3 separate regions of the Homo sapiens genome follow, and all the other regions are linked to region 1. The links are chromatin loops, found by intact Hi-C in ENCODE. Cell type or tissue: natural killer cell. All regions are shown on one strand.

Region 1 (2,500 bases):
ACTGTGACCTCCGCCTCCTGGGTTCAGGTGATTCTCCTGCCTCAACCTCTGGAGTAGCTGGGATTACAGGCACGTGCTACCATGCCCAGTTAGTTTTTTTGTATTTTTAGTAGAGACAGGGTTTCACCATGTTGGCCAGGCTGCTCTCGAACTCCTGATCCACTCGAACATCTGATCACTCAGGTGATCCATCTGCCTCGGCCTCCGAAAGTGCTGGGATTACAGGTGTAAGCCACCGCATCCGGCCAATGTTCCTTTTTAAATACTGTTTTTGGAACTCTAAGGAGGGAGGGAATGGTAATGGCTGAGAAGGAGCAGACAGAAACAGGGAAAATACTTGTAAGTAGGAGTCATGGAAGGCAAGAGGATAAGTGAGAAGCAGGTCATGGATAGATAGAGGCAGAGGATTAATGTCAAACCAAGGGCCTGTCTCATTTAGCAGACTAGATTCACAAGTGCTATCTTGGACACTTGGTATTAAGTCAACTTCGAGGTCACATGGTGATAGGTCACATGATAGTGAACTGACGAATGTCGTCAGCAATACTCAGTGTTCTTTAGAGTCTGAGGAGGACGAGAATGGAGGAAAGACTTCTCTATGGAGTGATAATACTTGGTGATCACTAGGGACCTGCGCTCCTCCCCTGGCTTTAAACAAGAGAGAATGATTGGAATGGAAAATGAAAGCAGTAAGGTGCAGGCCAAATTGGGATGGTTTGGTAAGCAGAAAAAGGAAGGGGGTTTGTTGTCATGGAATAGTGAGTTTACAAAAACCTATTTGAGGCAGAAAAATTATGAACAGAAAGTTATGTAAGACATACAAGCACACTTGAAAATAGATATGAACTTGTGAAACCAGAAAATAATCGCAAGGAAGTGCGGGCTCTTGGTGTTAAAGTTGGTAGAGAGAATGACCAATTCTATAGCATCTTGTGGTTTATAAGCTGTTTCTCACACACATTGGTTTTGAGCCTCACAACCTGTAGGAGGTGGGTATGGCCACTTCCCTCACTAAGAAAGTGCAGTTGAGAGAGGTTCAGTACCCAAAAGGATCTGGATGGTGGTTAGCACTGAGAACACCCTGGATTCCCAGACAGTGGCGGAAGATGAGAAGATGGTTGTAGAGGGCACTGATGGTTTAAAGTTATGATGGCAGTCGGGAGCTGGTCAGTTTGTGGACTGCTCCTTAGCATTTGTGCCCCCATATGTGGTCCACAAGGGGGTGAGAAGCTGAATAGAGGCAGTCAGAAGTGATTCAAGAACTTCCCTTTACCTTTCTCCATGCAGTCAGCCTTTCACGCTATGTAATACTGAGGGTTCCATGAATGTGCTGCTGGGGGGAGTATTGTTCTCCACTTGCCTAATGGATTCCCAGGGCATTCTCTCATCTCCAAATAAAGCCATCATACAGCCGTCAGATATTTAAATCTGTGAAATGAAAAGTGAAGTCTTCTCTCCAGCCCTCATCCCACTGGTATTGGGTAATGTACACCCATTATTGATCAGCGATTTAATATTAACTACATGAATGAAAATAGACTTGCTATTTAGAGTGGTCTGTTTGAATTTGACTTGGAGGTGCTTTTGTAGTAACTAGCCTAAAACCATCTGGCTGTTCAGATCTCAGTATTTAGTGAACAGCTATGCAAGTAGACATGTATTTCCATTTCACAGCGTGTCCATGTGAGTTCCTAAGCAACTCATCACTCCCAAGATGGCTCAGTGACACTTCTCCCAGGCGGTCCTTCTGCCAGAGTGAGAAGTTCAGTGAGAGAGGGCTCTGTGCATTAGGGAAGGGAGAGATTCAGACAGCTTCATTGGATTAAGGAATTCAGACTGAAGGGGACCTTTTAAGGGGATGATCACTGGGATGACATTTTAGAAGACAGAATAATATGAAAAGACAGGTGGGAAGCCTTTGGAAGAATACAGTTGCAGTGCCTTAATGGATATAAACATGAAGTAAATAAAATAACGTCTGTCCATTCATCCCAACCCCGGGTAAGGGTTTAGAACTTGGGTAGCAGCAAAGTCCAGGTTGTGCAGTTAAGAGAACAGTTGATCATGAATTTGGGTGTCCCTTTTCCTTTTTTTTTTTTTTTTTTTTTGGAGACAGAATGTTGCTCTGTTGCCAAGGCTGGAGTGCAGTGGCACAATCTCGGCTCACTGCAACCTCTGCCTCCCGGATTCAAGTGATTCCCCTGCCTCAGCCTCCCGAGTAGCTGGGATTACAGGCATCTGCCACTACGCCCAGCTAATTTTTGTATTTTTAATAGAGATGGGGTTTCACCATGTTGGCCAGGCTGCTCTCAAACTTCTGACCTCAGATGATCCACCCGCCTCGGCCTCCCAAAGTGCTGGGATTACAGGCGTGAGCCACCGCACCCGGCTTAGGTGTCCCTTTTCAACTCAACCATTAAAGCTGGAATCGCCACTGCTCCCCAACTTATCTGAAATGGGTTGGATGGTAAGTTGTTTTTGGATTAAAAAAAAAAAATGA
Region 2 (2,500 bases), 130 kb after region 1:
ATGAAAAGTTTTTAACTGCACGTTTATAAACTGTCATGTATGTTTTTGTTAAAAAGTCAGTGTCAACATATTTTCCAGTAAACATGAAAGGCTTTACTTTTGAACAATTACTAAAGGAACATATTTATTTCCCGATAAAAGGTTCTTCTCTATACACTATAAACTAGGATAATTATGAACAACAAAAATACAGTTTGTCATTTAACTGAAGCTTACTAGGTAACAAATAATAATATTCTGAGGCTCCTGAATCAATCAAGATGACCACAAAATTTCAGATTCCCCATGAAAATGTCAAGGAAGGAATTAATAAAAACAGAAATGTACACTGGTAAAGAGAGTGGGAAGAGGGGCATCAGCAAACCAGAAACTGAATCAACTTTGGGGAGGCAGAAAGCACATTAAGTAATGAAGAAGTATAAAAGAATAACAGCCCAGCATACAAAGAGACAGGGGTACAGCCAAGAAAGTTATTCTGCCCTAGAAAACACCCCAAGACTGGCCAAGCGCAGTGGCCCACGCCTGTAATCCCAGCATTTTGAGAGGCCAAGGTGGGAGGATCATTTGAGGCCCGGAGTTCAAGACCATCCTGAGAAACAAACTGAGACACTGTCTCTATAAAAAATTTAAAAATTAGCCAGGGCAAGACCTGAGAGAGGAGATGGAGAGGGTAGGAAGAAAATACCTCAAGGTTCCAGAATATCAATAGCCAGGAAAAAGGAAAATTAGAATGACACAGACATAGACCTGAAAAGAGAAAAATGAACTGACTGACTGTATACAGACCATTCAGTGTCTACCTCCAATCTCTCCCCAACTTCACCCTTAGTATGCTGCACAAAAGCCAAGCATTTATCCCTGGCGAAACCTTTCAAAAAATACAACTGCCTGGGAAGCTCTAGGGTGACAGAGTGTCTACTCCCTAAGTCCCCAGTCCTTCACCCAGAAGGGCCAACTACCCACCTCCTCATCCTAGAGGGAAGCCAGCAATAACGAACCACTTCTGTGCACAGAGCTTCTAAACATTGTCTAATTCTTAAATGCAAACAGAGTACTAAGCAAAAAGGGGACTCAACTGCAAACAAAGATCAGAAAACAGAAGGGAACTTAAAGCAAAAACTCCTAAATGACATCCTGAGAGTTTTGAGATCTTACATTTATAAAGGACACTATGAAAAGAAAACAAAGAAGATGGTGAGCTTTTAGAATCTGAAAATATGATTAATGCGATAAAACATTCAAAAAAAGGTTAAGACAAAAAGCAGAGAAATTTTCCCCTAAAGTACAAGAAAAGAGAGAGAAATGTGGGGGATAAAAAAAGAGAATCAATTCAGGAGGCCCAACATTCAATTAATGGAAGTTGTAAAAAGAGAGATGAATTAAAGAAATAACATAACGGAATAGTTTATTCCAAAACTGTACAAAATAAGCTTCCTGACTGAAAGGGTCACCTGATGGAATAGTACAATGGATGGGAAAAGACCCACACACTAACAAAAAGCAGTACCTACAGTGAATAAATAAAAAAATGTAGTGGTATAAACAGTGTTTACAGAAACTGTGAAAACCACAAAGGAGTTGAAATCAAGTGCAAAGTGGTCACCTCTGGTGAGCAGAAATGTGCATGGCAGTAGAATGGGTGAGGTCATGATCATCAATGAGCATCTGATTTTTAAATCATGTGTATTATTTTGACTAAAAGTTTCTTAAACCATATTTTAATACTTACTTTTAGATACTCAAGGTACCTTAAGTAAAAAGATTAAATAGAAATTTTATCCAGACCACAAATAATTTTAGAGAAGCACTATTTGGCATACATACCTAAGATATGGGTAAAAGAAACAATCCAAATTTTGACTTGGCAATCCTGACCACATGATGCCAGTCGAAAAAACTGAAGACCTTGTTCTCCATCTAAAATTTATTAAAAATAAATACAGAGAATTTGTAAAACACTGAAACCCCCCCAAAATTCCCATTTCTTATACTAAGATCTATTAATTCTACTCATTTAAACCATGTTCACAAGTTATTAGTTAACTTATATCATTTAACAAAATGCTGATTAAAGAATTTCTTTTAAACAAGGTACTATGTGGGATTATTAGTCCTCAAGTTGCTACAAAAAAATACCTTTCATTTTCCTTCCTCAAAGAATAGAACTCAAGGCTGCAAGGACCAATATTGAGCCACTCAATAGAGCATCCTCCTCTAACTCAATTTGAGAGTCTATGAGGCTAGCACTGATAGGAAAAATCAGGAAGAAAAGTCAGTTACTTTGAGAGTGTTAAATGTTTAATCATTCCTAACCTTTTTTTAAGGTCATAGCAATTTCTTCCTTTTTTTTTTTTTGAGATGGAGTCTCGCTCTGATGCCCAGGCTGGAGTGCAGTGGTGCGATCTTGGCAGCTCACCGCAACCTCCACCTCCCAGGTTCAAGCAATTCTCCTGCCTCAGCCTCCCAAGTAGCTGAGATTACAGGCATGTGCCACCACACC
Region 3 (2,500 bases), 56 kb after region 1:
GAGAATTTCTAACATTTTAATATTCAAGATGACTTTTTTATTTGGAAGAAAATTCCAGAGAAGGGCTGACTTTGAAGGCTTTGTTTGAGCTCTCTTCTCTCAATGACCAGTCCTGAATTGCATTATCATCCTGCTTGAGAATCTGCCAATCAGTTGATGGCTAAAGACACACATGAGAAACAACAGACTTCCCACCAGTCTTTATCTAGATCAGAATTCTTGGCACAGTTTGGCTGGATTCTCTACTTCAGGATCTTACCAGGCTCCTAATTGGGTATTGGCTGGGGCTGTGTTCTCGTCAGAGACTCCACTGGGGAAAGACCCACTTCCAAGCTCTCAGCTGTTGGCAGAATTCATCTCCTTGTAGTTGTCCCTTGGGTCTTAATGAAAAGGTAAACAGTAACTTGGCCCCTCCCTTCCAAAGCCTCATGAGTAACCTTCAGACCACTTTGCAACCTGGGAAGCAGTTCACACTCTTCCTCACCAGGCATCAGGGTGAATTTCATCAGGCAAGAGTTTACTTGAGACGTTTGTTAAAATTTAAAGCAAGAAGAGGCAAGCTAAGTGCTGTTTTTCAGGCTTAGCCACAGTGGCTTTCTGTGGACTGCATGTCAACAAAATCCACCTTGCCTTCTCTGCATTTTTCTGTCTGGTACCTTTCTCTTGTGCCCCTTCAAAGACAACCACTATCGTCTACTGCCCCAAGCCTTCCTACTTTCCAGGCCTGCATTTGTCAGAGGAATACCCTGAAATCTTGCAGGGGGTTTCAGCTGAGAGAACATCTGCAAATATAGGTCCTTACACAAATGTATACTGCATGCTCTGGAATGTGACATCCCGTGTTTTGGGATTTGGCCACGTGGGGTCTGTTACCGACCCTAAATGTGGGAATGAAGGCAGATGAGGCATCGTACAGAGAACTGAAGGCCTTGAGAGTGAATGGGTCAGCTCACAGTCCTGGTTCTCACCAAGGCTCAACTTCAAGCCATGGGCCCCGGGATTCCCCAGCCTGTGTGGCTGTACTGCTGTGTGCATTGTTGCTCGTTGCTATAGGGACCCACAGAAGGGAAAGTAGTGGTTTTGCATCCTGTTCTCGTTTGGTCCTCATTCCTGGGTGTAGTCAATGGTGTTTTGTGTCCAAAACACTCTAGGATGGACTGTATCTGTCCCTAGCCACAGCACAAGGATAGGATCCCAAGAGTAATACTTATCTGGGATATGGGAAGGTGGCAGAAAAACTGGAAGCTTTGTGTGGATAACAGTTCATTATTTATTTTGAAACCTTAAGTATGTTTACACAAGTCTGTCCAGCATAGATTTAGCTGTGAACAGCTTGGCTTTAAAATGCTAGCTGATGAGGTGACAAGGCAGAGCTTCCTCGTCTGTTTTGACTCACCTGCCTGCCTTTGAACAGCCTGTGGTTTTCCTGCAGGGATACCCCCGTTAGGAGGACAGCTACCTGCCCATCTCTTCTCTGCCATTGCCAGAGCCAGTGGCGCAGGAGCTTAAATTCACGCACAAATTCTTCCTCCAGTTTTCTGCTAGGAGAGCCTTGCAATTCAGTGAATCTATTCCACATGGCAGAAGTGTGGTTGTCGTGCCTGTTGCTGATTGGAAGCATTGGGTTCTTGGTTAAGAATGACGGCCACCAGCCAGGGAACAGCAGCCCCGTGGAGGTCCCCCTCACTCAGGCCGTCAGTGTGGTGGCACTGGGCACAGCAGCAGCCCTCCACCCTTAGAGCCCTGCACATCTGACTGCTGGTGACCCTGAGTCAATGAATGTCATCACAGAAGTAGGTGGCTCCTGTGTTAGGTTGAAGGAGACAAGAAAATGTACAATAGAATTTTAAGACGTTCATAAAAAATGGGAACAGTATTTAGTTTAGGGTTTAGGGGTTTATTGCAATCAACCCACAGCCTTTAGAAAACTTGCAGACTGTCTCTACTGGTTTTGGAGAGCAGAGGGCTTAACTTGTTTAAGTTTCTGTTTTCACCAGCATCCAGGACCATTTGGTTTTTGTCTGTCCAATGTTTAGGGACCAGCCATTCAGAACTCAGTTCTGTCGTTCCAGTAGCTCTCAAGCTCTCCCTCTCCCCATGCATCCTCCCCACCCTCAAACAAAAGGCCCTAGTGGAGAATAAGTAGTATGATCCATTCATCAGAAGAAAGCTCAGAGCAGATGATGAATGCCTGCATCTAACAGTACCACCCTCAGGATGCCAAGGCTCTTGGCTCGGTGATATTCACAGACTCAGTCAGTGTCTGTTCCGTAGTTTCTCGGCAGCCTGAAACATGGTGAGAACCCACCAGATGCTTATGGCATCTGTTTCAGGCATTCCACAGCTGTGACAACTCCATGCTGCCTCCCAGAAAGTTCTGGCTACACTGAGTTACTATCTCCATGTCAGTGTTTGCTGTGAATCAGCCCAAGCCGAAATGACCAGAGATGCTTAGCTGGTGACCTCATGCTGCTGTGGATTGGCAGAAGGACTGTGTTTG

What was found. Peaks named below come from ENCODE experiments on the same cell type or tissue, not always from the same donor. Only the 100,000 strongest peaks of a DNase experiment are listed, where the experiment ranks them.
Region 2: a loop joins it to region 1, with 4 times the contacts of the local background. A loop is called at or near these places in 7 of 110 quality-filtered maps.
Region 3: it touches region 1 in a loop (5-fold over the local background); 6 of 110 quality-filtered maps call a loop at or near these places.

What each region holds. Positions count from the first base shown.
Region 1 is chr2:159,144,450-159,146,949 of GRCh38, forward strand. All of the region lies in intron 5 of TANC1 (tetratricopeptide repeat, ankyrin repeat and coiled-coil containing 1), which reads left to right. Among named protein-coding and RNA genes, the nearest start is that of MIR6888, 41 kb to the right of the region's middle. RefSeq lists an enhancer at 2,322-2,500. In natural killer cell, no CTCF peak of the experiment used is centred here; DNase peaks (open chromatin) are centred at 542 and 952; H3K4me3 peaks cover 473 bases; H3K27ac peaks cover 1,374 bases.
Region 2 is chr2:159,273,722-159,276,221 of GRCh38, forward strand. WDSUB1 (WD repeat, sterile alpha motif and U-box domain containing 1) reads right to left here. Exons shown (of 11, transcript NM_001128212.3): 4 at 1,825-1,917. Among named protein-coding and RNA genes, the nearest start is that of WDSUB1, 12 kb to the right of the region's middle. In natural killer cell, no CTCF peak of the experiment used is centred here; no DNase peak of the experiment used is centred here.
Region 3 is chr2:159,200,483-159,202,982 of GRCh38, forward strand. The region is part of intron 19 of TANC1 (tetratricopeptide repeat, ankyrin repeat and coiled-coil containing 1); the gene reads left to right. Among named protein-coding and RNA genes, the nearest start is that of MIR6888, 15 kb to the left of the region's middle. RefSeq lists an enhancer at 1,126-1,175. In natural killer cell, no CTCF peak of the experiment used is centred here; DNase peaks (open chromatin) are centred at 1,029 and 1,389; H3K27ac peaks cover 817 bases.